5 separate regions of the Homo sapiens genome follow, and all the other regions are linked to region 4. A link is a loop called in an ENCODE intact Hi-C map of the cell type or tissue named here. Cell type or tissue: HepG2. All regions are shown on one strand.

Region 1 (4,000 bases), 140 kb before region 4:
GACTCAGTAAGAAACTTAACAGGCAGGCATACTACTTAAACCAGCCCTGGCTTGTTCAGTATTGTGTAAGTTAATGGTAATTTTTAGGCATACAACTGGGCTCCAAACTTCTTTAAGGAAGAGATTATAACTAGGATGCTACAGTGGGAGCATACATTTGTAATGATTTTAAGAATATATTTTCAAAGGGTTTGAATTTTATGGTTAGGTTGGAATAGGGATTATTGCCATTCTCCATCTTTCTTTGCCTTCTCATCCACATTCCCTGTTTTGTATGCACAAATCAAGTACTTGCACACACACACACACACACACAGAGTGTCAAGTACTTGCGCGCGTGCGCGCACACACACACACACACACACACACACACACACACACAGAGTGTTCTGAAAAATTCAATATCCTTAGGGACAATTGGACAGTATTAGAAGATTTGGCTGTCCCCCTCCATGTGCAGTGTTAAGCCGACAGTTTATGCCTGCAGGTGGCTGCTTGCAAATGCAATTAGGCTCTGCACCCATTGGGAGGGCTCATTGCACTTAATTAGCTGGTCCAAGACTGTATTAATATTAGTAATTTTCCACCTGCAAGAAAAATGGACAGCTTAAGTCAGAGGAAATAAAATATAGGGCCAGGTGCATAGGCCATGGTAGCCAATGAATGCTATTTAGTAAAGAGAAGTATTGAAGCCTGAGCCCATTATGTTAAGATGTAGTTTGATTATCCTGGGTTTCTTAACAGGGATTTTTCTCAACAGGAAAAGAAAACCCATTTCCTGCTTGGAACTTTTGAAAAATACAGTGCTTAGTCTTTTCAAAGTAAGGTTTTGCAGTTTAGTGGAAGCAACATTGGCTTTGGAGTAGAACTGACCTATGTTCCTATTATGTCTTGACAATATTAGCCCATTGATAAATAGTGGAGTCAGGATCTGAACAAGGATTGCTGAATACTAGTTTCATGTTTTTTCCTCATAAATTCAGGATCCAGGACACAAAATGAAAGGATATTATAGGAAATTAAAAATTGAGGCCTTAGCGACATTCAATCTGAGATAACCTTCTAGAAAATGCAGCCTTAGAAAAGCAGGTTATGTTATTTTGAAATAACATCTTAGAAAATCTTGCTGGGATTGTGATGTACCTTAAAACATCATTCTTGGCATAACAGAAAGGGTGTTCATTAGGATTTGTAGATTGTTGAAACTGTATGTTTCTTTAGTTGGAAAATAAAACTTGAAATAAAAATCACTGGAATGTTAAAGTGATTTCTGATGTAAATCAGAAGAAAAAACAACAGAAGGCTTTGAAGGAAAGAGCTGGGGCACGAATTTTATTCTTATGGCATAGAAACAAGCTGGGGAAAAAGGGGCCCCAGTGATAAAGATCATGGAGAGGATGCGTGAGGACCAATTGACTCATTCTAGCACACAACCACATCCAGGAAACATGAATGTCCTAGATGACAAATGAGGAGTCATACTTGAACCAGAGCAAATTTCAGATCTGTCTATGTTAGAACAACAGCCATCTATTGCTCTGTTAAGGCACCACAGTGTAAAATGTCTAAGAGTTCAGTCTCCAGATTAAAATTGCCTGGCTTTGAATTCTTTTTCCACCACCTACTAGACAAATCTTTTGCAAGTCACCTGACCCCTTGAAGCCTCAAGTAGACTTAATTACAGTATCCCCCTTGCTTGGGAAGGTTAAATGGGAAAATCCCCACAAAGTGTTTGGTGAAGAGTAGTTGCTTAATATTTGTTTGCTCTGAGTATTAGATCATGGACATCAGATTATCCTGTGTTTTGATGTATAGCTTAACAGGCAAACACATTCCTAAGTGGTGTTCTAGCAATGTTCTTAAAAAAAAATGATCATGAAGAAATAACTATAAAAACAAAAACAAGAGCTCTTGGTCCAAACAATGCTGATATGGTTCCTTTAGACAAGCTTATTTATCTGTCTCCTTTCTACTTATCTTTCACGGCTCAACTCATCTCAGTATAACCTTGATAAAGCTTCTTTCAATTCTGTAATCAATTAATTAATTCCTTCTTTCTCTAAGCTCCCAAAACATATTATGTTTGGCCCTACTTTAAACAGTTAATTCTTTCTACTTGCATCTTTGGTTAATTGCATCACTCTCTCACCTGCTAACTTAGGAAATTCTTAAGGACTCATCTCTAATTCCAAATAGAATCTAATACTTTTAACATAGTAAATTAATTCTATAAATGCCTATTTAATTAACACTGAGAACATAAAATGTTTTTGTGGACAATAAGACACTAAACACACACATGTGCAGACAAACACACAACTGATTGTGGTTCACAAATATTGTCTCAAAAGTGAAAATGAACATATAATCTCACTTTACAATGCAATGTTTGGAGGGAAATGAAACAGTACATTATTATAATCAGTGAAAGATCAAGAGCTAGCCCAACCTTCTCCTCAACTAACTGCTCAGAAAAGACCAAGGAAGGAAAAAAGACCAATAGTCATGCATATAGAATTCTGTTATTAAGAGAAAATTCTGATAGCTTTTGTTGCCTTCTGTTAGAAATCGAAGGGAAGATAGGAATCCACCTGACAAAGACACTTGTAACACAGAGTTAATGACAAATTTTCTTGCAATTACAAATATATTTTTAAGGGCTCTTTTTTTCTTAAATAGGCTTTGTCAGAATCCAATGGACCTAGCTTAGGAACCCCCAAAACAAATAATTTCTGTGCAGAGATAATTTTGAGTTTTAGTTGCATTCAAGTGCTTAATAAAGTTTACGATAAAACCCTGAGCTCCTTAACTAATCCATATTGCATGCGGGGTGGAGGAGAGAACTGCCTATACAGGCAAGTCTTTCTTATACTGCTAGCAGTATAGGATCAAGGAAGCTGCACAAACAAGAAATTTGGGATTTAGGTCAAGATATTGGAAAAAACTTAAAATTATTTCTTTTCGTCTTTCTATCTGTATCTATCTGTTCGTATTTGTCTCTCTCTGTCTCTTTTTCATACACACACATACTCAAATGCCATATTTTAGTGCATAGAGTGATTCAAAATGCACTACCAATAATCACCAAAATATCCCCTTCTCTTGCAATAATCTAAGAATAATCTAGGAATCTAGATTATTTTTTTAAAGCCAGTATTTGGGTCCAGAAGATATTCTCTTTATAGTCTTGAGAAGCACAATAATCAATTCCTTTAAGAGAGAAAAATGTGTTTTTTTCCAAACATATTGCACGGAAAAGATAAGGCAGCTTCTCCCTAGGGAGATGGGAAGAACAAACAGTGTTGTCAACACAGGAAGGCTGCTGTAGAGGTGGACACATCCCCCTGCCACCCTGATTAGAGGAAGCCAGGAAGTAAGGGCGGTTTACTTGGAAACTACAATGAGAACCATGCTGCAGCCCCAAGTGGGGAAGGGGAGAAGCAACCTAATCCGGGGAAGGCTGTGATTCCAACATGGCATTTTCCTTCCATCCTCCACAGCATGTCTTTCTGAATCTGTGTCTGCAATGCCAGGGAAGAGCCATCAGGCCTGTGCTCCCCAAAACAGAGCTGAAGAGTGGACCTCAGGAACCTGGTAAAGATTTAGAATGAGAGAAAAAAACTATAGAACTATGAATTCAGACTGACTCTAGGGTAAAAAAAATGAGTTTGTATGGTAGATTTGCACTGTGCAAATTTAGCTAAGCAGGAGCTATGTTTCCCAGGATCCCTGTCTCTGCATAATTTCAGGTTAGCGTGGGCCACCAGAAACACACATGATGGGATTTGGAAGGCTGAAGTTAAGCGTCAATCACATTCCTTTAAAGCACTGAAGATCGGTGCAGGCAAAAGTGCAGAGCACAGGCACCACTGCAGCTCACCAAGTGATTTCTGCTCTCTGGCTCACATTATTGACATTGAGCAGAAGCCGGGCATGCAGCTTCATCAGCTCTCACCAGATTTGCTTCCTTCAGTTTCTCCAGCTCCTGGGTCAGTTACAT
Region 2 (4,000 bases), 100 kb after region 4:
GTATTTATAGGTTTCCGGCTTCTGCAGCTTCATGTCTGAGATACGTGAAGCAAAAAGGAAGCCCACGACAATTACTGCCATGTGATTTCACTAGGTCTAGGCATCCCGAACTGGCTTGTCTTTATATTTTCTCCTTTTATAGTCTTCTTACATTTGCCTAATACATAATGTCTGGGGCTTTTATTGTACTTATCAATAGGAATAGGAAAAATGTGCCTATGCCATATTCGTGGAAATGAAAGTCTGGCATGACTATCAAAAATAAATTGGACTCAGGAATGTTGAACAAATTGTTCAGGGTCACCCAGTTAGAAAGTGAAAAATCAAGAAAGAAATGAGTAATAGGCACTTTAGAGTGAAATGGTCTGAGTTTGGTTTCTAGATCTATCACTCATTCTAAATATTATTAGTAATTTTTTTTTTCCACAGGCCCCTTTGAGAATATGATAAAAGCTAAAATCTTCTCTTCTGAAAAACACACTTATGGCTGGGCATGGTGGCTCACGCCTGTAATCCCAGCACTTTGGGAGGCCGAGGCGGGTGATCATCTGAGGTCAAGAGTTCGAGACCAGCCTGGCCAACATGTTGAAACCCCTTCTCTACTAAAAATACAAAAATTAGCCGGGTGTGGTGGTGGGTGCCTGTAATCCCAGCTACTCGGGAGGCTGAGGCAGGAGAATCGTTTGAACCCAGGAGGCAGAGGTTGCAGTGAGCTGAGATTGTACCAATGCACCCCAGCCTAGGCAACAGGGTGAGACTCTGTCTAAAAAAAAAAAAGAAAGAAAGAAAGAAAAGAAAAGAAAAACATACTTATGCACATACATACAACAGTTTGCACTTCATTTGAGTTAATTCCATGAATTCTAGGTCAGGATCTCCTGTTTTGGAAAAAAGCATGTTGTAGGCTTGTATGTGAGGAAGAGAGAAGCCACATTTATAAGAACAGAGCAGAGAATCACATTCTGAAAGGGAGTTTGCTGGTTCAAGTGTGGCTCTCAGAACGAAGAGGCTCTGAGGACTTGAATGAGTAGAGGACAACCATAGGGGCATCATGGAGTGCCAAGAGCAGTGGTTTTACTAGAAGATGCCCGTCTTCATCCCCACTCACCGGAGGGATGACTCACCTGTGCAGGCAGCTCTGCCGGGCTCCTCTGTATGTGTAGATTATCATCTGTTAACTGATGATCACCATGCTGGATGTGCTATAGCAATGCCCTCAGGGCTCTCTGGCTCCAGAGCACTTCTGGACCCTTTCTGGATAGGAAGCAAATGATATTGCTTGGACTTTGCAAATGGACTTAAGCACACCAGTGTACCCTGAGCTGGGGACAGAGGTAAAAGACTAGCATAAAGTTTGACATATAGGACAACAGAAAAGAAAGGTTAAGAAGGCTATGAGGGCTACAGGAAAGAGCAGTCAGATAAACAATTTGTATTTTAGCATTTACTAGCTAGGTGGCCTTGGATAAGTCACTAATGTCTTTGAATATCAATGTCTTCACCTGTAAAATGTTGATAATAATATAAATAATAATTATAGATTAATAATTTCACATCATATAGTTTTTACATGTAGTGAAGAAGATCATACATGCAGAGACTCTTTGTGAATTGGAAAACACTATACCAATATTATTTTCTAGGTCTAGCTAGAGATTATATACTTCATCCAGGAGTAGAATTTTACGTACATAATTGTTACCTTTTGTAAGATATTTATGTAAAGGATTGATGTGAAAACGTATAACAATTCTATGGTAAAACCATGATCTAGTTTTCTCTACTTAGAGAAAAATGTCCTAGGGAACATGGGTACTCCCCATAGAGAAAAAATATGTTTCATTAGAGCAGATGGCTGAGGAGAAAAAAAGTAGAGCATAATAAAAGGTATCTATAAAATTAGTCAAAACACTGAGTGTTACAAAAATAGTTCAGTGTTTTAACTGTCTTTTAGGGGTTTGTTTTACACGTGGAGGCAAAATGATCATAAAAAATATCAAAGGCAACCTCTCTGAACTATTTTTTTCTGGAATTCTAAAGAACTGGCAGCATTCTGAGAGCCTTTAGGTGAGGAATGACTAAGTGAGAAACAGACAGTTCAGTTTTTTATAACTTAGAGACAAGCATTTACCATTCTAAACAATTCTAAACAATAACCAATGAGTCTATTGTCAGGTTCAGGAAGGAGGCAACCCTTTGAAATGCCTGAAGGTAAAAGTGGCACAGAGTGTTCAAATGATTCTGTTGGTTAATAATTAATATCCTCTGGAGACTTGCGCAAATGATTATGCAAGAGCACATATCACACTGTGCATTCCTAACCTCTGATACACTAAAGCATAAGTGTTTTGTTACCAAGTATTCTTTGCAATCTTTCTTAGCCATTAATCTAAAGTTTCTGCATTTAGAGAGCTGTTGTGAATTGACCAAAGTCAATTTGTCATTGACAAATATTTAGTTAGGTTTGGTAGATGGGAGGAGTTAGAAATGGATAAGAACTCAAGGTCTCCCCACATCCTTGCTATCCAGGTAACATTTAACAATAAAAATAAATCTCAGATTGAATTCCTCAACATGTACAAATTTTTATTAGCAAACCTGCATGGACCTCTTCTGTAAACTAAGTGAAGACTTTACTCTTGATCCTTCAGCATGCTGTGATAGTATTTTGCAGGAAATCACCACTTTAGAAAAATGTGAAAATTTTTGAGCAGTAGGATACAGTTAATCTGAGATCAAATGTCAGAATATTACAAAAATGGCTTAAGACAGGACTGGATACTTAGGGCTATGGCTCTACTGGAAAGGATGTAAGATTTTATGCCCTATTCATGTCACAGGAGGCATACCTGTACAATCCTGTAAGCCAGTCTTTATATTTTGAGCACAAATAATGGCCAAAATGAAAATGTATTTCTCACCTCCATTATGCAAATTAACAAAGCTTCTGGAGTTGAAAGAAGAATAGGATTGGCTGAAGCAATTCCAGAAGCTTTCCAGGGGTACAGCCTTTTGAGAAGACCTTTCCAAATGCTACAATATGTTTGAAATATTTATTTTTGATTAAGGTACAAAGTTTTTCCAGTAAATATCAAGTATTTATTGAATATAATTAATGCATATACATTGTATATGTTTTAAGATGTGTAATACCATTAATTTGAAGTACATGCCCATTAAACAGAACTCTTAAAAGTGCTAGTATCATCTTTTTTCTGATAGCAACCAAATAAATCCACCTTAAGGTAAATATTTTTAAGTCAATTAACCCTTATTGGTAAGTGGCTTTGTACTTTTGAGAAATGAATAATTAAAACAATTTGTTGTAATTAAAGAAATTGATTATGTTTGATGAAGTGTCTAGCTTCCAAGGTTTGTGTATAGTTTGTTTAATAACTATTAAACTAAGTGATTGTGGCACTTGGAATATAATGTCCAAATAGGAGTGTCATTATTTTTAAGGAAGCACATACTGAGTTTGACAAAAAGATTTAAAACGGTTTATTGTAATTTTCCTTCTTAAAAAATTAAGAATTCGAGATGAATGTTTTACCAGGATGAAATTTATGAATGTAACTACAAAGGATATAAAGTCTCTCTCTGGAAATGAAATCTGTCTTCATTTGTTTTTACCATTTTCACTTTTACAAAGCATTTTTCATCATTTTAAGAGGAAGTTCTGTGCAGGTGTTTAAATTCTGTGATGAGCATTATGAACCTCATTTTGTGGTCAGGCATTGTGGGCAATGCAGATTTTATTTCCTAAATTCACAACTTTCTAAGTCCCAATTTTTAAATATTACAAATTATAGAGTTTATTCATTGAACCATCCTCTTATTCACTAGTATTCATTGAGCAAAAAATATGGATCAGGCACAAGAAGCTAAAAATGCTAAAGACACAGTCCCTGCCTCAGTAAATCACAGCCTAGTTGGAGAGACTGAGAGGTGGCTGGTGTCATGGCAGCAGATGACAGAGTGGCTTAGAGCCTGGGCTCTG
Region 3 (4,000 bases), 250 kb before region 4:
TTCATTTCTAATTTTTTCTTCTTTTCTTTTTTTTCTCATTCATTTGTTAGCTTTAATATATTCCCGAGACTATGCCTCCTCAGGCAGCTTTGATATTAAACAAATTGTCATTGATTATTTTTGAAAAATGCCTCATGGATAGCACTGTTGGCATAGAGCAAGTTCTGAGTCAGGTCAAATAAAGACAAACCCTGAGAACTGGGATTTTTCAATGAGCTGCTAGGCAGATGAAATAGTGACAGTTCTCTAGCAATGAAGCTTTTTGAGGCACTCTAAACTTGTCTATCCAGTGGATGATAAGTGATTGGTTTTCACAGCTACTGTAGTTTTGAGGATGCTTTTTAAAAGTCCACCAGGGAGCTGTGGAAAGAGTGATCAGATCAGGGCAAGGTAAAATACCATAAACTCATAGTTTATTCAGGAAAATGACATTCCAAGGGAAAAATCCCTTGCAATATTTGCAAGCTTTTAGTTAATTTTCAGTTTCTCATTTCTTTTATAAAGAAGCTGATTTTCAGAGGTTCTTACTCCACCATTTGAAAACTGAGAACTACATATTTTTGAATCATGCAGTTTCTGATGTGTGAACATTATTTATTTATAAAAAACAATTTCATATGGTTCAAAGTAGTATATTCAATTTTGCATTAACCTGAGCCCAACTGCAGGCAATCATTTGGGAATCCAGTAATGTTAAGTGTAATATGGTCTACTTACTTCTTGCTAATTACAGTAAAAGTAAAGGCAGTCTCTCTTCTGATTCAACACAGCACCTTTCTTCATGTGCTGCTTTTCAAATGTATCCTGCATTATTTTCATCTAATTCTACCTGGTCTAGAATTCATAGATCTTGGTTTAAAGATCATTTTTGAATTTATGAGCAACCTTATGGACTGCATTTGCACCTGCTAAAAGTTTGCTTAAAATGCATACTTTTTATTTATCAATGGTCTTATATTGAGTGTTGCCTCTCCAATTCCCTTTGCAAAAGGCATGTGATGCTCTTTAAATGTTTGCCCTTATTTCAAGCACTGTCTGCTTAGTACTTGTGCATCTTACTTGCTAAGTTGAGTTACCTGTCTTGTGCCTCCATTATCTGCAGTAAAGAGCACTTTCTGCCAAGCAGTAGAGGTTGGAAGGTCTATGTATGCTCCCTGGCAGAGAAAGTCACTTCCCAACGTGAAAATAAATTTTTTTCCTGCATAACATTTCCTGTATAATGTGATTAACTAGTCCTTCAACTGACACACAGAAAGGAGATTTGCCATTTATTTGCTTTGTGCCCTATAGTGTGCAGGCTTTAGTTACCTACCTTGAAAGGAAATCCTTCTCTAGCTCTTTACTATATCCTGAAGAGAGTCCAAACAGTTTAGCATGGGATTTGTCCATTACTATTTTTCCAGTGCCTGGAACATAGTAGGTGTTCAGTAAAATATTTATTGACTGAATTAATTCAAGGACTTTTATTAACTTTCCAACCTCATTATTTCTTTAATAATCAGTCCATGCTCTGAGTTCAGTGGAGCTTTCTTCCATTTCCTGAACTCTCCATGTGCTTTTCACATTCTCTTTTTAAATTCATTTCTTCTGCCTTGAATGCCTTGCCCATGAGCCCCTTTTACCTATGGAAATTATGTGCCTCCTTCAAAACACTTTCTTCCTCCTTCAAAACACTTTCTTTATTCCCTGGCAGTGCTAATTGATCCCACAAGACATTATGTATGCCTCAATTTTATGTATCACTATATACTACCTTGTAGTCAAATCAATTGTAAAAATTATTACATACATGCTGTGAATCAGGCATCTCTTCTGAGGCATTTCAGATCCTCTCAGCCTCACTTGTCCTTTGATCCAGTCATCACTGTTGTGTAAACTAACTCTGTGTGGACTCATACACACTCCAGCAAGTATAAACTGCCAGCACTCTATTGATGCCCATGTCAGCCCCTTTCTCCTCCTGCACTGGATCTTCCCTCTGGATAGTGAGGCAATAAAGACTGCAACAATTCATTTGCGCCCGTACATGTACAATACAGAAGTATGAGCCGCTTCAGGCTATATGGGGCAAAACTCACCAATAGACGACAGAAATTGGTGAATAAACTTTTCTATCCTTTTCCTCAAGTATAGACTGCTCTAAAAAGTGTTGGCTAGATGATCTTTAAAGAGACTATCTTGTGAGATTAAACAGTCATTCACATTTAGTAGCTGACAGTAGTGCAATCCATAGCAAATTCTTTTTTCCTTTTCCACATCCACATCCAGCTATCCCTTTTCCTTCTGTTCCCAGAAATTTTACTCGCTAATAAAAATGCATACAAGCTTTTACCATAGTCTTTGGTTTCTGGGAAACCCAGACTATGACATAATACATACCTACTCTCAATTCTAGAATTAAAAAAAAAAATGAAGAAAATATAATTCTCACCCTGAAGGATAAAATTGGGGGAAAGAAGCATAAATTATTAGCCATAATTAAAGGTACCCTCTGAAATAATTGAACTAAGAATATAGTACTAAGGAAGCAGAAATGAAATGACATTAAATTCTGCTAGTTGACACAGGTTTGAAAGACTCAATACAAAAGATAACATTGAGTTAGCCTTCAAAGAATGAGAAGAATTATGCCAGATGGGTAACAGAGATGAAAAAGGGCAACAAAGACCAAGAAAGTAGCATGAGTGAAAGGAAAAGAGGTGGAAAACTGTTTTATGGACACTAGCTATTTAATCATTTGTATTCCATATTTGATTATAAGTTCTTTGAAGAGAAGGAACAAATAATAGGAACGTGGTAAAATTGATCCTTTTTTTCACTCACTGAGTAATAACTTGCCAAATTCCTGCTCCGTAGGTGAGTGTTGATTAGGTCTGAGTTCTTAGCTTACCTTTTACAAACTAAAGCTCCATGTGAATGTCCAAGTGTTATTTGCTATGCAATAGTAAATCAAAATCAATTTCTTTGTTATTTTGACAGCATTTTGTATTTGAGGGTGAAAACCAATGTTGTGTACATATTGCATCTGTGCAAACCAGCCTCACAGTGACTGCTGTAAACATTTATGTGAACAAGAATTTATGTGCAATCCTCATGTGCAGATTCCCAGGGTTAGAGGAAATGATTAGAAGGATATGGAAGATTTTAGGAATAGAGAAAAGTGTCAAGACACAGAAATGTTTTTGTGCTCACATCTTACCACATTAGATCTCTTGTAAATTTGTGGCTATATTTTTCTTACCATTCTAGGAAAATAAGACCTTGATATAGTTTGGATATTTGTCTCTGTTCAAATCTCATGTTGAAGTGTAATCTCCAATGCTAGAGGTGAGGCCTGATGGGAGGTGTTTAGATCATGGGGGTGGATTCCTCATAGCTTGGTACTGTCTTAATGATAGTGAGTGATTTTTCATACGATCTGGTCATTTAAAAGTGTGTGGCACCTCCCCCTCCATTCTCTCTCACTCCTGCTTTCACCATGTGAGATACCTGCTCCCCCTTTGCCTTCTGCCATGAGTAAAAGCTTCCTGAAGACTCCCCAGAAGCAAATGCTAATGTGTTTCCTATAAAGCCTACAGAATTGTGAGCCAGTTAAACCTCTTTTCCTATAAATTACCCAGTCTCAGGTATTTCTTTATAGCAGTGCAAGAATGTCCTATTACAGACCTATTGTCTGTATTATCTGTATTGTCTGTGTTGATTTATAAAAATCATTTTAAACTTCATTAAAAACATTTGATAGCACTGTGGTAAATGATAGGGCAGAAAAGGCAAGTCCATTTCTTCTCCTTTGCCAACATAGTAAATTAGTGGTGGCCGCTTTGAGCACAAGAGTGAGTGTGTTCAAGCCAAATCTAGGATCAGAATAAAAGCATTCTGTGATCAATAAGAAATGCCTGCTTCTGATGAGGGAGGGGTGTTGGCATGCACTTGCCTTGCATTTGTTCTATCCTTGCTGTAGGAGTGCAGGATCAATGAAGACACTTGCCCTCTCGGAGCG
Region 4 (4,000 bases):
CCTTGGATTATCAATATTATATACATTTTAAAGTGGAAATTTGATTTTACCACAAACATTCCCTTAGATAAATAATTTTAAAGTTGTTTTAAGCCATAAGAATCATTTGTTCAATAAAACCTGACAAGGAAGTCCATGTTATAAAACAGATAAAAGCTACAGTTGTCTGATGGAAACTGGAACATCACTGTCTGGCCCTTTCCACTGCTCACTCACAAGCCGTGATGGGGACCTGGGAGTAGGTTTAGAGATCTCAAACTCTATCTGTCTCCATGCAGCAATTTGAAAATCCTGCTCTTTCTATCATGACAGACTATTAAACAGCCAGTAATGCAGAGTTCACTATTTGTCTCCCTCCCGCTCATGCAAATGGTTTATAGAGAGCTGTGCTTCATCGCATACTGAGAGGCAGTCCTGTGAAAAATATGGTTATGTTTACTCTAAGGATCTTATTGAGGATGTTAATAATAATACTCTATTTTTTTTTGAGATGGAGTCTCTCTCTGTTGCCCAAGCTGGAGTACAGTGGTGTGATCTCAGCTCACTGCAGCCTCCACCTCCCAGGTTCAAGCAATTCTCCTGCCTCAGCCTCCCAAGTAGCTGGGATTACATACAAGCGCCACCATGCCCGGCTAATTTTTTGTATTTTTAGTAGAGATGGAGTTTCACCACGTTAGTCAGGCTGGTCTTGAACTCCCGACCTCAAGTGATCCACCCATCTTGGCCTCCCAAAGTGCTGGGATTACTCTATTCTTTCCCTAAATAGAATGTTTTCAGGTTTTAGAATCAAGATCAATCTGCTTCCCCTAAATAATTGGTTCGCTTTAATTTATAGGTAGTTACTTCTTTGTACAAAGTCCCATTTTATTTATCTTTGCCAATGATCTTATTGGAATGATGGGAAATAAATGAAATCTTAAGTTTTTCTTTGTATTCTTCCCTATAAGCTCTAAAAGCTTTTGGTACAAACATTCTCTTATTCCTCTTTAAATCCCTAAAGATAACCAGTGCCTAGGATATAGGATACAGTAAAATCTCAACAATTTATTATCGAATGAACTAATAATAAAAAACATTGGAGCAAAAATATATAATGAAGGTTGTCCCCACAATAGAGCCTTCTTTTAATAAGTGTTACTAGGAGGTACAGCTTATGATTTTTTTTTTATTTTTGGTGCCTTTAAGCAAAAAGGGACATTTCCATGGAAAACTATAAGAAGAACCCTAAGTGCATGTGTTCTTTTCTTCTACTCAAGTTAGTGACACTCAAACCTGAGAATGAAGGCTGGCCATATGTGGTAGACAACAAACTGACCCAGTTCAATTTTCAGAGCTTTCACTTCCTACCAAAATTTCAGGCTTTCTTTGGAGTTAACTAACAGCAAATGTGACTGTCAGCTGAGAAGAAATTCCCCCAGTCTAAGTAGTTCACACCGGGAAATCTTGATTTAGAAGGATTGGAATGAAGTGACATTTTTATGCTGTAGTTAGGATCATTCTGCCTATTTGTAAATTGCATTCATTCATTCATGAAAGCCAGTTTATCCAAGAACAATAAACCATCTGTCACACAGACTAGAAATATTCACATAGGCATGTAAAACACTATCTCTCCCTTTACTCAAACTACATGACAATACTACTCAAGGTCAGAGAGCCAATGCAAACACGGACCATGAGAATGTACCTTCATAGAAATCAGGAACAAAGCTCTATTGAGTCTGTACATCTTTCCCTATAGTCAGGTCAATTGAGGGTCACATATTAGCTTAGTGAGTATTGAAATAAAACAAGGGTGTTTAATGGAATGTGTCAGAGATCGTGATCGAGATGTAATTGTTGCACCACAGTGACAGTCATCTCACTGGGAATGTACAAACTTAAAGTCTATTTCAGCCTGCCTTGTTTGCATTATCTACAACCCACATGTCCCTCTTCGCTTGTGTTCCTATTCCTCTCATTTGGGGAATGTATGGTATTAGAAGCGGCTGTGATTGAGAGGTTAAGGGGGAGGGGAGTTGTGGCAGTGATGAGAACAAAGACATGGCTAGTATTATCCTCATTTTACAGGTAAGGAAACTGATATACACAAATGTTAAGTAACTTGCTTGGGTCACTTCTCCAGCATAAGTGACAAAGTTGGGGGCGACTGCAGACTCTGTGCTCTTATTCTCCTGTGATACTGTACCCTTACTGGATATGTAATGATGAAGCATCTTTACCTGAATGCTGCTAACCCCAGCCCCTTGGCCCCTATCTGTTACAACACTTTGTGTCACTATATAATCATATCCACATCCTCAGCACTGCTCAATCTCACTGCATTGTCTCACCATATGTTTTGGACTTATTTATTTATTTTTAATAGAGGCAGGGTCTCACTCTGTTGCCCAGGCTGGTCTCAAACTCCTGGGCTTAAGCAATCTGCCCACCTTGGTCTCGCAAAGTGCTGAAATTACAGGCGTGAGCCGCCACCTGGGCTCCAGGGAAAATTAGAGTGCAGGAAAGTGGCCACGCCGTGTGTTTTTTGTTATCAGGAGGTTTATAGCTAAATAACTATCAAAAGTATCTTCAAACAGTGTTTGGCATCTGTTTCAAAATATTCAGTTCTTTCCAAAATTGTTCTAGTTGTGAAGTTTGAGAATTTCTTCATCATAATAACACCTCTTTATTGCCTATTTTCTTATTCTCTTTGGCTGAATTATAATCATTAGTATTAAATCATACCCAGACTTGGTAATGGACTTGATATATATTATTTAAAGTTAGGCAGCATGGAAAACAGAAACAGAAAACTTGGATTCTTGCTCAACTCTAGTTCTGAGTAATCTTAGAGAAGTAATTTAACCCTCCAGCCGCCCATAAGGCACATTCCGAGGCTTCTAACACTAACAGTGAGTGGATGAAATACAGAGGGTCTGGCCCCTGCCTGTCTCTGTAACCTCCACCAATATCACTCCTCCTCCCCAAATCCCCAGATTCCTACCCTTTAGGAACTTTGAGTTCCTTGCTGTTACTCAAATTTGCCAAATTCATATCTGACTCAGTGCCTTTGTACTTGCTTTTCCCTCTGCCTGGAAGTCTCTTTCCCCAGGGACTTTGATAAATGACTCCTGCACAGGGTTCTCTGCTTACATATGCCTTCCTCAATGTGGCCTTTCCTAGCCTCCTGATCTAAAGCAGCACCTGACGCCCACCACTCTCTCTCCTTACCCTGTTCTGTGTTTTACCTCAGCACTTATTGATAAAAACATCTTTTTTTTTTTTTTTTTTCCAAGACAGAGTTTCACTCTTGTTGCCCAGGCTGGAGTACAATGGCACAATCTTGGCTCACTGCAACCTCCACCTCCAGGTTCAAGTGATTCTCCTGCCTCAGCCTCCCAAGTAGCTGGGATTACAGGCATGTGCCACCATGCCCAGCTAATTTTGTATTTTTAGTAGACACGGGGTTTCGCCATGTTGGTCAGGCTGGTCTCAAACTCCTGACCTCAGGGGATCCACCCACCTCGGCCTCCCAAACATATCTTATTAATTTAATTGCTTACTTATTTATGATCCATCTCCACTAATAGTCATGAGGATAAACTGTCTGATTCTTTGCTGCAACAGTGACTGGAATTTTGTAATTGCTCCAAAATCATTTGTTGGATGAACTTTGAAGAATTAGTATGTTTCTCCGAAAATGACAAATCTTTGGAACCCTTATCCTTAGAGCCCACACCCAAAATCCCATTCTGGAATTATTCTCTATAATACCAGAAATTAAATACTTTCTGCCAAGATAAAGTTTAAAAATTTTCCTTGAAACATTCTTGTCATTTTCTAATGGTATAATGAGGCACTAATTATATTGATGTTTTGTCTTCCTGTGTCATATTAACAACTAATTTGCCCCGAAGATTAAAAAAAATCATGATAGCAATCTTTTATTATATTTCTATCTTGTGTAAAGAATTAGTATAGACATGTATATATGGTATTCCATGTCTTTCTTATAATG
Region 5 (4,000 bases), 230 kb before region 4:
GATGAACAGGTAGAGATGACCTTATTTGGCTGGCCATGGAAGCCTGAAATCATGCTATGGGTATTTGTTTTGATACATGAAAATAAGACTTATGGATAAATGATGATGACAGAGATGTCTTCCCTGTCAGAGTGAAAGCTTTCTGTAGATCTTTCTCCATACAAGTCAAAGCATGTCCTTAAAACAATTAGGAACCTCTGTTTTGGATAGAAGGAATTATTTTCACAAATCGAGTGTTGTAACCTCCCTAAATTCTATCATTTTCTGGAAGGAATATGAACACCAGAAAGTTTCCAAATACTCTCAGCAGTGTACAACTGTTGGGTGTGAGTAAACCCAAGCCAAGTGTGAACCATATCAGCTTTAGCATGTGTGTTAATTAGCATGTCAGATTGAGCGGCACAAAGGTTTGACATCCAGAAGTTCAAATGTTGACTCTACAACCTTCCAGGCACATCTCTTAGTCCATTTTTGTGTTGCTCTAACAGGATCCCTGAGGATGGGTAATTTATAAAGAAAAGAGGATAATTTCGCTCACAGTTCTGTAGGCTAGGAAGTATAAGAAGCATGGCAAGGCCATCTACTCAGCTTCTGGTGAAGGCCTCATGCTGCTTCCACTCTTGGTGGAAAGTGAAAGGGAAGTGGGAAAGTACAGAGAGATCACACGGCAAGGAAGGAAACAAAAGAGAGAAACTGAGGAAGCCAGACTCTTTTTTAACACCATGCTCTCATTGACTCCCACAGGAGGGCATTAATCTATTCATGAGGGAACTGCCCCCATGACCCAAACATCTCCCATTAGGCCCCAGCTCCTAACACTCATGCACTGGAGATAAAATTTCAACAAGAGTTTTGGAGAGGACAAGCCATAATCAAAACATAGCAGTCTCTACATCTTGCTTTCTTCATTTGTAAATGAGGATGAAATATCTTAGAGCTGTCCTGAGAACTGACACATGTAAAACACTTGGCTCTGTCTTCCTCAATTAATGGTAGCCGCTGTCATTATGACTATCAATATATCCTGAATGCAGACATCCACAAGACCCTAGAGGTTGCTTCTATAAACTTCTGGCCCCAGAAAATGGATACCATCAGTTTGTAGGTAATACTGTGAAGTCAGTGGGTTAGCATGCAGATAATGCTAGTAAGAATAAGCAGTATTTTTGAGCATTTACTATGTACCAAGTCTTGTACTAAACATTATATATAAAATATCTTATTTAAGCCTCACGATGACTCCATGCACGCTAGTGTTACCCCATTTTACAGATGATGAGACTGAAGTATAAGAAATTAAGTAAATAATCCAAGATCATACAAATGAAAAGACATGAAACTGGAATTTGAACAAAGGTCTGAGTAGATGGCTGCGGTCTTCACCAATGAGCTATAAGAACAAATATTTTTAAACTGCTTGCTAGAGGTAATCTCTTCTTTATTAATGCAAGAGAGCATATTATTCTTGGCTTTTGTCTTCAGATAGTTTTATAAAATAAACACTGAGCACTTCTTGCATTGCTGAGATATTGTCTTGTTAGTGAAGAAGTATTATCAGGACACTCAGAATCAAGTATGGTCCCATTTTTATTAGTTGTATGGATTCTTTACAGCTGTTATTGTGAAATCATTCCCATTCCATTAATATAGGACAGATTATAAATTGGAGTGGTCTTACTGCTTTTATTTAGTGGATAGAAGGGAGGAGGCAAGGGAGATAAAGAGGGCTATAGTGTAACAGATAAATCTATCCCTTCCATTACCTGCGCTGGAAGCTTAAAATGCTCCAGGAAGGTCATTTGTGATGTAAACAGGGACAGTGTGCACAGAGAGCTTTTTACAAATCTGCTGTTTACCTAAGAGAGGCACCCTGTGGGTTATCCCAATGGAATTCACTTTCCTGTTTGGTTTACCATGGAAGGGAAAGGAGGCCTAACAAACAGCCCTTCGGTTTGCTCAGCTGTGAGATATCCATTAACCAAGCAGAAGTTTGCCTGCACACACTGTATGTTTGCACAGCTTGCAGTACCATCTTTTCAAGACCCACCATTGTCTGGAAAGCACTCCAAAGTCCTAAGTCTATAATAAAGCAAATAGCTTGCACAGTTATTACTGTCAGGTTCACTTTTTACACTGTAGCCTATGAATGTCATCAGTTAAATTAAACCTCAAGAAGACCAAACACAGTGCATGAAGGTTAAATATGCTCTTGTGTTTGTCGGCACATTAGCCACCAAGCCACTTTCTCTTCAAAGTGTCCTTCAAGACACTTTCTTTCCAAAAATCTATTAGAAATTTGATTATCAAGTTCAGATAGAGAAAAATTCACTCTCTGAGTTTTATTGAGAAACTTTTCCCTAGCAAGTAACCATAAAGCATTTTCCCTTAACAGTTCAGATTGAGTCCGTAGCAGAATGATATCCATAGCTAGCAATTATTTACATAGACTGGCTTTTCAAAACCACTTGCCCATGTATTTTCTCATTTGCTTGGAACAAGTATCATTATTATTATTTAATTTTTCTCAAGAGAAAACTATCCTCAAAGTGGTTCAAGGATTGTCCTAAGATTATTCACCTAGTAAGTGGTAGAAAAAAAGCTTAGGTGCCTGTAGTTCTGCCTCCAGGGTCTTTCCACTACTCATCTTCATATACAAATCTACTAGATCTTGCTACTTAAAGTGTGGTCCAAGAAGCAGTAGCAGCAGCAACAGCGATGGCACAGCACCACCTAGGCAGCATCTCAGACCCCACCCAAGACCTACTGAATCTGAATTTTTTTTTCCTTCTTTTTTTAGAGATAGGCTCCTGCTGTGTCACCCATGTTGGAATGCAGTGGCATGATAATAGCTCACTCTTACCTCAAATTCCTGGGCTCAAACAATCCTCCCACCTTAGCCTCTTGAGTAGCTGGAACTACAGGTGGCACCACCACACTTGGGCTAATTTTTTTTTTTCTTATTTTGTAGAGACGAGGTCTTGCCATGTTGTGCAGGGTGATCTTGAACTGGCTTCAAGCAATCCTCCTACCTCAAGCTCCTAAAGAGCTCAGATTACAGGCGTGAGCCACCGCGTGGTCCTGAATCTGCGATTTAAACAAGATCCCCAGTTGACATTAAAGTTTGCAAGGTACTCTCATTAAGACTCACAGGTATAGTGGTATCTCCTTTCCTCAACTAAATAATATATCAAAATATTGGCATTTGAAATATTGAGTGTTAAATACCAACAGGGTAGCTGAGACCATGCCATTTCTTAGGACATTATATAGGTTTGCAGATCTATAATTTCATCTTCACTTCTTGAAAATCTCATTTTGGTACACAAACAACTGTGTCCACAGTTACACATACACTTATCTGTGCAAGAAAATGATGCTGTTTGTCTCTACCTGCTTGGGTAACAATGTTCATTTTTATTGGCATGGTAGATTGTGAGGGAGGAGCAGTAAGCCATCTGGAGCTTGAGCCAGATATTCCATTAGGGGCTTTCTAGTTGATGCAAACTTTTAAATTAAATGTTCAATGTCAAGTAAATGCTTGTGAAATTGCAATTCTCCTGCCATATGATGTGCTGCTTAACAACGGATTATACTTGCTGTTCCTAAAATAAATTATCTATTGGAAATCAATGTTATATCCAATAGCTTTGCTGATAAGCAGTTAAATGAGCTCACCATTAGTCATTTAAATGTCTTGGTTCTTATTTTTCTTGCCTGCAACATTAGATCAAATAATCTCTATGCAACTCATCCAAGTTTTATCACAGAATTGGAATTTTAAAGTTTCTGAAGATTTGTAGAGCCTGGAAGGACAAAGTGAATTCACAACCAAATAATATCTTTCCCCCTGCATTCTTTTGTGAATGGAATCCTCTGGCACTTCATTAATTGCACTTAAAATAACTGTTTCCTTTATTATTCCTAGCATGAAAGAGTCTCTAAAACTCTCTGCAGTGTAGTCCAGCTCAGTCCCAAAATGAAGTATACATGATTGAATGTC

What was found. A loop is a pair of places that touch in the nucleus more often than their neighbours do. Peaks named below come from ENCODE experiments on the same cell type or tissue, not always from the same donor. Only the 100,000 strongest peaks of a DNase experiment are listed, where the experiment ranks them.
Region 1: it touches region 4 in a loop (6-fold over the local background); 4 of 110 quality-filtered maps call a loop at or near these places.
Region 2: it touches region 4 in a loop (6-fold over the local background); 8 of 110 quality-filtered maps call a loop at or near these places.
Region 3: it touches region 4 in a loop (4-fold over the local background); 2 of 110 quality-filtered maps call a loop at or near these places.
Region 5: a loop joins it to region 4, with 10 times the contacts of the local background. A loop is called at or near these places in 2 of 110 quality-filtered maps.

The regions. Positions count from the first base shown.
Region 1 is chr3:30,346,351-30,350,350 of GRCh38, forward strand. It overlaps a transcript of LOC101927995 not described here. Among named protein-coding and RNA genes, the nearest start is that of LINC01985, 170 kb to the right of the region's middle. RefSeq lists an enhancer at 3,183-3,327 and a cis regulatory region at 3,247-3,264. In HepG2, no CTCF peak of the experiment used is centred here; DNase peaks (open chromatin) are centred at 1,461, 1,721, 3,361 and 3,901.
Region 2 is chr3:30,595,158-30,599,157 of GRCh38, forward strand. No RefSeq gene overlaps it. Among named protein-coding and RNA genes, the nearest start is that of TGFBR2, 9.4 kb to the right of the region's middle. RefSeq lists enhancers at 2,004-2,503, 2,182-2,326 and a cis regulatory region at 2,247-2,260. In HepG2, no CTCF peak of the experiment used is centred here; a DNase peak (open chromatin) is centred at 2,274.
Region 3 is chr3:30,240,017-30,244,016 of GRCh38, forward strand. No RefSeq gene overlaps it. Among named protein-coding and RNA genes, the nearest start is that of LINC01985, 280 kb to the right of the region's middle. In HepG2, no CTCF peak of the experiment used is centred here; a DNase peak (open chromatin) is centred at 1,895.
Region 4 is chr3:30,491,157-30,495,156 of GRCh38, forward strand. No RefSeq gene overlaps it. Among named protein-coding and RNA genes, the nearest start is that of LINC01985, 26 kb to the right of the region's middle. In HepG2, no CTCF peak of the experiment used is centred here; a DNase peak (open chromatin) is centred at 1,725.
Region 5 is chr3:30,257,128-30,261,127 of GRCh38, forward strand. No RefSeq gene overlaps it. Among named protein-coding and RNA genes, the nearest start is that of LINC01985, 260 kb to the right of the region's middle. In HepG2, no CTCF peak of the experiment used is centred here; DNase peaks (open chromatin) are centred at 1,954 and 2,834.